2 separate regions of the Homo sapiens genome follow, and region 1 is linked to region 2. Evidence: chromatin loops called from intact Hi-C (ENCODE). Cell type or tissue: HepG2. All regions are shown on one strand. Links, peaks and the distances in the headings refer to the core of each region. The heading gives the core; the rest is flanking DNA.

Region 1 (6,227 bases), core at 1,369-5,368, 450 kb before region 2:
AATATGTATATTCCTAAGTATTTTTTTTGTGACTATTGTAAAAGGTGTTGAGTTCTTGATTTGACTCTTCTCCTGATTGCTGTTGGTGTATAGAAGAGCTACTGATTTGTGTAAATTAATCTTGTATCCAGAAACTTTGCTGAATTCTTTTATCAGTTCTAGGAGCTTTCTGGAGGAGTCCTTAGGGTCTTCAAGGTAAACAATCATATCGTCAGTGAACAGTGACAGTTTGACATCATCTTTACCGATTTGGATGTCCTTTCTTTCTTTCTCTTGTGTGATTGCTCTGGCTAGGACTTTCCAGTACTATGTTGAAGAGGTGTGGTGAGAGTGGGCATCCTTGTCTTGTTCCAGTTCTCAGAGGTAATGCTTTCAACTTTTCCCCATTCAGTATTATGTTGGCTGTGGGTTTGTCACAGATGATTTTTATTACTTTAAGGTATGTCTCTTGTATGCCAATTTTGCTGAGAGTTTCAATAATAAAGGAATTCTGGATTTTGTTGAATGCTTTTACTGCATCTATTGAAATGATCATGTGATCTTTGTTTCTAATTCTGTTCATGTGGTATATCACATTTACTGACTTGTATACGTTAAACCACCCCTGCATCCCTGGTATGAAACACACTTGATCATGGTAGATTATCTTTCGATATGTTGTTGGATTTGGTTAGCTAGTATTCTGTTAGGTATTTTGGCATCTATGTTCATCAAATATATTTATCTGTAGTTTTCTTTTTTGGTTATATCATATCCTGGTTTTGATATTAGGGTGATGCTGGCTTCATAGAATGAAATAGAGAGGGTTCCTTCTTTCTCTATCCTATGGAATAGTGTCAGAAGGATTGGTACCAATTCTTTGAATGTCTGGTAGAAATCTGATGTGAATCCATCTGGTCCTGGACATTTTCTTGTTGGCATTTTTAAAATTACCATTTCAATCTTGTTGCTTGCTATTGGTCTTTTCAGTGTATCTAATTCTTCCTGATTTAAGCTAAGAGGGTTGTATTTTTCCAGGAGTTTATCTGTCTCTAGGTTTTCTAGTTTATGTGCATAAAGGTGTTCCTAATAGCCTTGAATAATCTTTTGTATTTCAGTAGTGTCAGTTGTAATATCTCCCATTTCGTTTCTTAGTGACGTTATTTGGATTTTCTCTCTTCTTTTCTTGGCTACTCTTGCCAATGGTCTATCAATTTTATTTATCTTTTCAAAGAACCAGGTTTTTCTTTCATTTATCTTTTGTAATTTTTTTGTTTCAATTTCATTTATTTCTGCCCTGCTGTTAGTTATTTCCTGTCTTCTGCTGGGTTTGGGTTTTGTTTGTTCTTGTTTCTCTAGCTCCTTGAGGTGCGACCGTAGAGTGTCAATTTTTACTCTTTCAGTCATTTTGATGTAGGCGTTTAGGGCCATGAACTTTCCTCTTAGCACCACATTTGCTGTATCTCAAAGGTTTTGATAGGTTGTGTCATTATTGTTCATTTTGAAGAATTTTTAAATTTCCCTCTTGATTTTGTTTTTGACCCAATGCTCCTTCAAGAGCAGGTTTTTTAATTTCCAAGTGTTTGCATGGTTTTGAAGGATCTTTTTGGAGCTGATTTTTGGAGTCAATTTCCAGTTTTTATCCCACTGTGGTCTGAGAGAGTGCTTGATATAATTTTAATTTTCTTAAATTTATTGAGGCTCATTTTATGGACTATCACATGGTCTCTCTTGCAGAAAGTTCCATGCATTGTTGAATAGAATGTGTAGTCTGCAGTTGTTGCATGAAATATTCTGTACATATCTGTTAAGTCCATTTGTTCCAGGGTATAGTTTAAATCCATTGTTTCTTTGTTGACTTTCTGTCTTGATGACCTGTCTAGTGCTGTCAGTGGAGTATTGAAGTCCCCCACTATTATTGTATTGCTGTCTGTTTCATTTCTTAGGTTTATTAATAATTGTTTTATGAATTTGGGACCTCCAGTGTTAGGGGCATACAGGTTTAGGATTGTGATATTTTTCTGTTAGACAAGACCTTTTACCATTATATAAGGTCCCTCTTTGTCTCTTTGAACTGCTGTTGTTTTGAAGTTTATTTTGTCTGATATAAACATAGCTATACCTGCTGGCTTTCAGTGTCCATTTGCATGAAATGCCTGTTTCCAACCCTTTTAGTTTATGTGAGTCCTTAAGTGTTAGGCAAGTCTCCTGAAGGCAGCAGATGGTTGGTTGGTGAGTTCTCATCCATTCTGCGGTTCTGTATCTTTTAATTGGAGCATTTAAGCCATTTACATTCAATGTTAAGCATTGGAATGTGAGGCACTATTGCATTCATCATGCTCTTTGTTGCCTGTGTACTTTGTTTTCTTTGTTTTTTGTTTTTGCTTTTTAATGTGTATTTTTGTTTTATAGGTCCTGTGTGATTTATGCTTTAAAGAGGTTCTGTTTTGATGTGTTTCCAGGATTTATTTCAAGATTTAGACCTCCTTTTAGCAGTTCTCGTAGTAGTGGCTTGGTAAAGGTGAATTCTCTCAGCACTTGTTTGTCTGAAAAAGATTGTATCTTTCCTTCATATATGATGCTTAGTTTCACTGGATACAAAATTCTTGGTTAATAATTGTTTTGTTTAAGGAGGCTGAAGACAGGGCCCCAATCCTTTCTAGCTCATATTGTTTCTGCTGAGAAATCTGCGGATAGGTTTTCCTTTATAGGTTACCTGGTGCTTCTGTCTCACAGCTCTTAAGATTCTTTCCTTCATCCTAACTTTAGATAACCTGATGATGATGTGCTTAGGTGGAGATCTGTTTGTGATGATTTTCCTAGGTGTTCTTTGTGCTTCTTGTATTTGGATGTTTAGGTCTCTAGAGAGGCTGGGGAAGTTTTCCTTGATTATTCCCCTAAATATGTTTTCCAAGCTTTTAGAATTCTCCTCTTCCTCAGGAACAGCAATTTTCTTAGCTTTGGTTGTTTAACATAATCCCAGACTTCTTGGAGATCTTGTTTATATTTTCTTATTCTTTTTTCTTTGTCTTTGTTGGTTTGGGTTAATTTGAAGACCTTGTCTTTGAGCTCTGAATTTCTTTCTTCTACTTGTTCAATTCTGTTTGTGAGACTTTCCAGAGCATTTCGCATTTCTAAAAGTATTTCCAAAGTTTCCTGAAATTTTTATTGTTTTTTTTTTCTTTAAGCTATCTATTTCCTTGAATATTTCTCCCTTCACTTCTTGTATCATTTTTTGGATTTCCTTGCATTGGACTTTACCTTTCTCTGGTCCCTCCCTGAGCAGCTTAATAACTAACCTCCTGAATTCTTTTTCAGGTAAATCAGCAATTTCTTCTTGGTTTGGATTCATTGCTGGTGAACTAGTGTGATTTTTTGGGAGTGTTGAAGAGCCTCATTTTGTAATATTACCAAGCTTGGTTTTCTGGTTCCTTCTCATTTGGGTAGCCTCTGTCACAGGGAAGGTCTAGGGCTGAAGGTTGTTGCTCAGAATCTTTGTCCCATGTGGTGTTCCCTTGATGTAACACTATCCCCCTTTTCCTATGGATGTAACGTCCTGTGAGCCAAACTGCAGTATTGTTGTCTCTCCTCTGGGTCTAGCCGCCCAGCGAATCTACCCAGTTCTGAGCTGGTACTGGGGGTTGTCTGCACAGAGTCCTGTGATGTGAACCGTCTTTGGGTCTCTCAGCTGTGGATACAAGTGCCTGTTCCAGTGGAGGTGGTGGGGGGTGATGCAATGGACTCCATGAGGATTTTTAGCTTTGGTGGTTTAATGCTCTATTTTTGTGCTGGTTGACCTCCTGCCAGGAGGTGGTGCTTTCCACACAGCATCAGCTGTGGTAGTATGGGGAGGAACTGGTGGTGGGCAGGGCTCTAGAACTCCCAAGATTATATGTCCTTTGTCTTCGCTACCAGGGTGGATAGGGGAGGACCATCAGGTGGGGGTGGGGCTAGGCATGTCTGAGCTCAGACTCTTCTTGGGCAGGTCTTGCTGGGGCTGCTGTGGGGTATGGGGGTGAGATTCCCAGGTCACTGGAGTTGTCTACCTAGGAGGATTATGGCTGCCTCTGCTGAGTCATGCAGGTTGTCAGGGAAGTGGGGGAGAGCCAGCAGTCACAGGCCTCACGCAACTCCCACACAAACCAAAGGGCCAGTCTCACTCACACTGTGGCACCCCCCCAACATCCCCCAGTCCGTTTCCAGGCAGGGAGCATGAGTTTGAAAACCTGCCTAGGCTACCTGCCTCCCAGGTACAAAAGAAAAGGGCTTGGTTCTTCCCTAACCTGTGGAGTCTACACAGTGGATTTGCTCCCTCCCCCGAGTTCTGGCCAGGAGGCTTCTCATCCTGTTCAAATTGTTGCAAAGTTCAGCTAGAGATTTGCTTCTCCCTGTGTAGTTATTTCCCCCTGCCCCTCTCCAGTTGGATCCCTGTGGTGCCAGGCAGGAATGGCCTGCTAGAGGACTTAGCGAGCTATCAGGGGCTTTCTGCTGCTTCCTCTACTCCTGTATTTTGCTCAGGTCTCCAAATTGACTCAGCTCCAGGTAAAGTTGGAAACTTTTCTGGTAAATAGACCTTCAGCTTCTCCAGTGGGAGTGTGTGTTTGGGAGAGGAGTGTCTCCCTTTCCCACTTCCACAGTTGGAGAACTCAGTTTTGTTTGGGGTCTCCCAGGTCCTGCAGGAGCAGTCTGCATCCTTTAGAGGGTCTGTGGGTCCTCTTGGGATTGCTGGTTTGTTCTTGCAGTCGATCTGAAGCTAAAATTCACAATGTGAGCCCCCACACACTGCTCTGTCCGAAGAGGCAATCTAGTCCTGCCTGCCTCCTGCCATGATGATCCCTACCCAAATTAACTTTCTATAACTTAAATATAACTTACATTAGCTTAGATCAGGGTTTTTCAAAGTGAAGTTCTAGGTACTAGCATCCAAATTACCAAATATGTTAATAATTCAGCTTCCTGGCTTCATCCTGACCCACTGAATCAGAACCAATTGGAAAGGAACCTGGGAATCTGCATTTTAAACTTCCCCATATCATGTTTCTGTTTTTTAAGTCATGTGTTGGGGACTCTATTCTGATTGCTTAATTAGAAACTCACAAACAACTGTATCTAACAGTTTAAAAGTACTGGTGCTTTTAGTATAGGCTAGCTTTTCCAATTACAATTGACAGTTTAATTCTTAGAAAACAAATTTATTTGAGATTCTTAGAGTATTCCTCGCCCAGAGGCCTTCAAGTGGTAGTAACAAATACATAATCATTTTATATGACCATAAAATTCTAAATCTGAATCTACTTCTGCCTTTGTCATATATATATGTACATATTATATGTGAAGAAATTAATTCATCTATACATTATTTTGACAAATATGTTAAATTCACTGATGACTAAAACAGGGTGCTGGCAATAAGAATAATTTGATGCATGGTCTAGTTGCTGTTTGTAGCATATGTGAATGGAAATAAATTTCTCCAAAATACAACTCTAAAAGACTTTTGGTTTTAGCTATTCTAGTCAGCAGAATCATGCAAATCATCATTCAGGTAAATTGTAGCTGATTTCAGTATCCATATTTAACAATATCTGAAAGGGTATTTTTAAAATGTCTAGAAATGACTTAAAAAATTGTTAGAAATGACAGGCTAGCCACTTATGAAGAAAAGCAGATTTGGCTTAATGTGCACATTGTAAACAATAAATTATAAGTACATGGTTCTAACACCAATTAATGATGCTTTATCATTGAGAAACTAGTGATAACCCTTGAACAGTGTGATCACAACTAAGTTCTGCTGCAGTCTGGGTCCCTGTTTCTGTTTTCGCTTTTCCAACCTAAGAAATCCCTGTGGAGTTATTGCTTCCTGCAAGTGGGCAAGTTGAGGCGGGGAGGGGCTGTCACAACCCTGCTGTGGTGTGAAGAGATATATCCTGCTTGGAATCGTGGTTAAATAGATTTCTACTTTGAGAAGAACTTGGAAGCTATGTATATCCTAAGCAATCTTAGCGACATGTTCTCTCCACTCTCTCTGCAGCTTCTCTCCGGAAGGCATTTAAGAGAAGCTCAGGTTAATTACATCAGCTCTAATATTCCCAGAGCAACTCAATGTTATACAGAATACATATAATAGAAATCCAATTACAGTTTGGCATTCCATTTGATTTACTTATTTTTAAATTCTGGCAGAAGTTAAATAAGTTCAATAAACTCAATGATAATTTTAACACTCTATATTTAAAATAGTTCTG
Region 2 (6,227 bases), core at 731-4,730:
GAAAATGTGGCACATACACACATGGAGTACTATGCAGCCATAAAAAGGATGAGTTCATGTCCTTTGTAGGGACATGGAGGACGCTTTGTCCTTTTTCTAACTTTTTGAATTGTATGTTTAATATGTCTATTTTGGGTCTTTTTCATCTTTATTAATATAATTACATAAACTTACTGATTTTTCTATGATCATTGCTCTAGATACTGCATAGATTTTGATATATAAGAAGGGCATGATAATTATGTTCTAGAAATTTTGTAAGCTAAGTTTGTACTTCTCCTTTGAACCAAAAATGTTTAATGGAAAACTGTTTTTTAACTAACAGATGTAAGTATCTTTTTTATCTTGTTATTAATTTCTAGTTTTATTACATTACAATTAGACGGTTTTTGTATAATTTCCATATTACAGACCTTATTGAAGTTCTCTTTATTTCGTGGGAGGCACATAGGAAATTAAATAGAATATATTTTTACAATATTTCGTGAGAACTTGAATGCAGTGTACCTATTATCTTTCTGTTGCGGAGCAATGTATGCATGTGTCTTCATAAAAAATCTGCCTTACTATGTTACTTAGGTCTTTTGAGTGCTCAATTACTTTTATATACCCGTTGTATCTTCTAAGATTGACAGTTATTTCAAAGTCCTATCTTATTTGTTTCTGTTTTTCCTAGCATCTCCATTGGTTTCAATGTTATCAAGATGGCCACTGTGTGAATATATTTATAAATCTTAATTTTTCATTGTGAAATGTAGCCCTTTGTGCATTATAAAGAATTCTTCACCTTATGTAACGTTCTTTATGTTGAATTCATTCTGACAGATACCAAGATCACAAGCCCTGGTTACATTTTGTCTCATTTTCAGGTGACCTTGGCTCATTTCTTCATTTTCAGCCTTTGAAATCACTTTTTAAATACATAATTGTATAAAGCATACAACTGAATTTGGATTTGACCCAATTTGAAGGCTTTTCTTTAGTAGGTTTGTTAGGCCAATTATATGTATTATATAATGCATCTGCTTGTCCTCAAGTTTTGTTATCTTTTGTTTTATCATGTGATATTTATTGTGGCTCTTTCACTTTTTTTTTGTAGTTTGTTTTTGCTTAATGTTTGTTTTAATTTTGCTGTAAATGCATTTAGTTTTGTTTTAATTTCTTCTGGTAATTATGAACGTTACTATTTTTATTTTAGTAGCTATTTTTATTCTAGTGTCCTTATAGAATGCTTTTTTCTTTACCTCTCTTCTTTACTTAGACCTCTATATGTTTTCTCAACTTTAAAGTACGTACTTTAATTTCCATCATCTTTTATCCCAAAGACAATAAAATATCTAATGCTTTTTTCACTTTTGTCTCTTTCTTCTTTTCCGATGTTTTTAGTTGCAATATTTCTATTTTGTTAGCCTCTATAACAAATAACATATTCTCCCACGTGTATATCCACATGTGTTTTAGTCTTAGGTTCTCAATTCAACATTATTTAATACTTATCACCAACTCTTTTGCTGCAGTTCCCTTAACTGTATCTTGGTTGGAGGAGGGTCATTTCTTATTGTGCTACTAGCTCTGCATATTTTGACATTTTGTTTGGGATATTTGTTGGATGAAAATCATATTATCTATTTGCTTTTATTTTTCTACTTCCCAGTAGCCCCTACTCTACCACTGGGTCTCAAATTTGTTTCTAGTATTGCCATCTAGGATTGAATCTTCCCTTGGGGGTAAATCCAAATTAATATTATTTACATTATATTATTACTCAGATTCTGCTGCAGTCTTCTTCTGGTCAGTCCCTAAGAAGAAATGTTATTTTAAAGATTGTCTTTTTATTCTGTAAAATTCAGTCTTCCTTAACCTATAACACTCCTAACCTTAATATGAAAGTATCTGTTACAAAGACTTCCTTTTACCATAAAGTTTACAAAGATTTTAATTAACACAAGAAGAAAATAGAAAGCATTAAAACTGCGATCATTTAAATTCAAAGTTGTGTAAATATGGTTATTTTACAATATAAAATTTGATACTTTTAACAATAATTCATTTCCAAAGTACTCTCAGTGTTTCTGGCACCACCTGTTTACCTCAGGGAAGAAAAATCCACATTTTCTTTGTGTTTAAGTGGATACTACAATGATTTAAAGTGTGTCACAGGAGCCAGGCATGGTGGTAACAGCCTATAATCCTAGCTACTTGGGAGGCTGAGGTGGGAGAATTACTTAAACCAGGAGTTTGAGAACAGCCTGTGCAATATAGTGAGACCCTGTCTCTAAAAAAATAAAATAAAATAAAATAAAATGTGTGTCACAAAGACAACATTTTAATATCCCAATTTGTATTTACAAATGCTTTATGACCAAGTGTCTATTAAATAAATGTGAAGGGGAAAAAGCCAAAACTCAATAAAAATAACTCTGATGGTAGTTTCTTTTGCTGTGCAGAAGCTCTTTAGTTTAATTAGATCCCATTTGTCAATTTTGGCTTTTGCTGCCATTGCTTTTGGTGTTTTAGACATGAAATCCTTGCCCATGCTTATGTCCTGAATGGTAATGTCTAGGTTTTCCTCTAGGGTTTTTATGGTTTTAGGTCTAACGTTTAAGTCTTTAATCCATCTTGAATTAATTTTTGTATAAGGTGTAAGGAAGGGATCCAGTTTCAGCTTTCTACATATGGCTAGCCAGTTTTCCCAGCACCACTAATTAAATAGGGAATCCTTTCCCCATTGCTTGTTTTTCTCAGGTTTGTCAAAGATCAGATAGTTGTAGATATGCGGCGTTATTTCTGAGGGCTCTGTTCTGTTCCATTCATCTATATCTCTGTTTTGGTACCAGTACCATGCTGTTTTGGTTACTGTAGCCTTGTAGTATAGTTTGAAGTCAGGTAGCGTGATGCCTCCAGCTTTGTTCTTTTGGCTTAGGATTGACTTGGTGATGCAGGAAAAAGGCCACAAGAGGGGCTGCCATGGCCACTAACGGAGATGGCCCTGGTAGAGACCTTTGGGGGTCTGGGACCTCTGGAGTCCCCATGCTCTAACTCCCACACTCTGCTATCAGAAACTGAAACTTGAGGGTTTTCTCTGTTTTTCACTCGCAATAAATTCAGAGCAAACAAAAGATGTGGAATCTGAGAGATTTATTCCACTAGTGTGCTAGGACCATTAAAAAGACAAGGGCGCCCCCTTCCGGCAGAGGCTGACCACTCCAGCAGAAACTGCGGACAGGCTTTCATCCCCGGCAGAGCTACAGGCTTCCAGCAGCCTGGGGCCTCGTGGGTACTGAGCTGCGTGTGGGGGTCCAGGACCCGACGTCGCCTGCCATTCGGCCAGGGCATCGGCAGATGTATTGGTCCAGCCCCCGAGAGACCCAGGAAGAAGGCAAGGAGGTTCGGTACGAGCGATCTCGAATGGAAGAAGAAGGCAGTCCGTCTGCGGGAGCCAGGCCGCAGCGCCATCCACCTTCTGTCCATGTCTTCTTTAGTAATACATTTATCTTCCTCGCCATAACAATTCGCGGTGTGGACGACCCCCTCCCCCTCCACTTTTTTTCGGATTTACTTGTATGGAACCTGTGCAAAAAATATTTAATTTCGTTTTGTATTAAACCCTTCATTGGGAATCCCTTCCCAATTTTAGTCTCCCACCTATCCCCGGACGACTACATTGAAATCTCTCTTATTTGTGTTTAAATCACAACAAAATCTACAAACCTATATTCGCCTGCAGCTATTTACTTTTAAATAAGGGCTATGTTAAGCTACAGGAGGAAATGTTTTGCTTACCATTCGGACAAATGTGTGAACACAACTACAAAATGGGAGAAAATTTTTGCAACCTACTCATCTGACAAAGGGCTAATATCCAGAATCTACAATGAACTCAAACAAATTTACAGGAAAAAAAGAAACAACCCCATCAAAAAGTGGGCAAAGGACATGAACAGACACTTCTCAAAAGAAGACATTTATGCAGCCAAAAAACACATGAAAAAATGCTCACCATCACTGGCCATCAGAGAAATGTAAATCAAAACCACAATGAGATACCATCTCACACCAGTTAGAATGGCAATCATTAAAAAGTCAGCAATCAACAGGTGCTGGACAGGACGTGGAGAAATAGGAACACTTTTACACTGTTGGTGGGACTGTAAACTACTTCAAGCATTGTGGAAGTCAGTGTGGCAATTCCTCAGGCATCTAGAACTAGAAATACCATTTGACCCAGCCATCCAGTTACTGGGCATATACCCAAAGGACTATAAAACATGCTGCTATAAAGACACATGCACACATATGTTTATTGCAGCACTATTCACAATAGCAAAGACTTGGAACCAACCCAAATGTCCAAAAATGATAGACTGGATTAAGAAAATGTGGCACATATATACCATGGAATACTATGCAAACATAAAAAAGGATGAGTTCATGTCCTTTGTAGGGACATGGGTGAAGCTGGAAATCATCATTCTCAGTAAACTATCACAAGGACAAAAAACCAAACACCACATGTTCTCACTCACAGGTGGGAACTGAACAATGAGAACACATGAACACAGGAAGGGGAACATCACACTATGGGGACTGTTGTGGGGTGGGGGGAGGGAGGAGGGATAGCATTAGGAGATATACCTAATGCTAAATGACGAGTTAATGGGTGCAGCACACCAGCATGGCACATGTATACATATGTAACTAACCTGCACATTGTGCACATGTACCCTAAAATTAAAAGTATAATAATAAAAGAAAAAAAAAAGGAATGACCTCAAAAGAAAACTCAATATAAATATGAATCAGAATAATTTCAGTTCCTTAAGTTTTCAAGTTTTTGCTCAGTTTTCCTTGACACTCATTGAAAGGGTTACGCTTTGTGTCTCCATCTAAATCTTGAATTGTAATCCCCAGATGTTTAGGAAGAGACCTGGTCGGAGTGACTGGATAATGGCGGCAGTTTCTCCCATGCTGTTCTCGTGATAGTGAGTGAGTTCTTGAAAGACATAGAGTTTTCTGTTTGGCAAGTTCCTCCTTTGCTCACTTTTTCTTCCTTGCACCATGTGAGAAAGTCCAAGCTTGCTTCCCCTTCACCTTCCGCCATGATTGTAAGTTTCCTCAGGCTTTGGGTCAATTACTCTTCCCTTTAATAAATTACCCAGTCTTGGGTATTTCTTTATAGCAGTGTGAAAACAAACTGAAACATTCATTATTATTTTTGAGTACTTAAAAATAATGTTTACTAGGAAATCTCTAGATAGCAATAATGTTTTTGTAATCAGTGACGTGATGGAATGCTTTGTGATTCCTTTGAAATTTAGAAAAAACTAAAACCCATTTTTGTTCAAGTAGGCAGCTGAAACCACTTCTTGTGTCTTATAATTCATATTTCATTCTCTAACATGGATATTAAGAATATAGACATGTGTTAAGGAATGTGTTTTCTCTTTGGAAGTGTGAAGTGGGGAGAAAACAATCTGCAACCCAGTGGTAGACATCAATTTGCCTCAGATTTCTTTGGAATCAGAAAAGGTAAATTGAATAAAAGCATGCATTATGTAAGTAAGTACAAAGTTGTCTATGTATATACGCACATAATAGCAAATAATATGAGACCTAGAAGTATTGCTGGAAATAATGATTTTAGAATAAATTCTTTTACATTATTTTTGAAAAGTAGTTTTATAAGCTAAATTTTCCTTCAACATTTTTCTTCCTAAAATTGTAGTTATTATTTTAAAAATATAGTCTTTGTACTTTGGGAGGCCAAGGCAGGTGGATCACGAGGTCAAGAGATGGAGATCATACTGGCTAACACGGTGAAACCCCGTCTCTACTAAAAATACAAAAAAATTAGCTGGGCATGGTGACGCACGCCTGTATTACCAGCTACTCAGGAGGCTGAGGCAGGAGAATTGCTTGAACCCACGAGGCGGAGGTTGCAGTGAGCCAAGATCGCATCACTGCACTCCAGCCTCGGTGACAGAGCCAGACTCCGTCTCAAAAAAAAAAAAAAAAAGAAAAAAAGAAAAAAATTACATACATAGTCTTTGTAATAGCTAACAGATATTAAGATAAATTAATTATACCAATGAACACAACAAGATTACTTCAGCAGCACAGAAGAATGATGACTTACTAGAAAAATGTCTGTTTCATTTCATATGCAGGGATTATTTTCCAGGGTCAGAAAACCATGTAAGCAAAATGTTTACAAAGGTCTTTTCAAT

The links. Peaks named below come from ENCODE experiments on the same cell type or tissue, not always from the same donor. Only the 100,000 strongest peaks of a DNase experiment are listed, where the experiment ranks them.
Region 1: it touches region 2 in a loop (30-fold over the local background); 1 of 110 quality-filtered maps calls a loop at or near these places.

What each region holds. Positions count from the first base shown.
Region 1 is chr6:92,190,112-92,196,338 of GRCh38, forward strand. No RefSeq gene overlaps it. Among named protein-coding and RNA genes, the nearest start is that of CASC6, 500 kb to the left of the region's middle. In HepG2, for the core only: no CTCF peak of the experiment used is centred there; no DNase peak of the experiment used is centred there.
Region 2 is chr6:92,641,335-92,647,561 of GRCh38, forward strand. LOC124901495 (putative protein PRAC2) reads right to left here and starts at 3,840. Exons shown (of 1, transcript XM_047419663.1): 1 at 2,924-3,840. The coding sequence starts at 3,471. The coding sequence ends at 3,139. All of the region lies in intron 1 of LINC02531 (long intergenic non-protein coding RNA 2531), which reads right to left. In HepG2, for the core only: a CTCF peak has its summit at 3,177 (motif pointing left); a DNase peak (open chromatin) is centred at 3,177.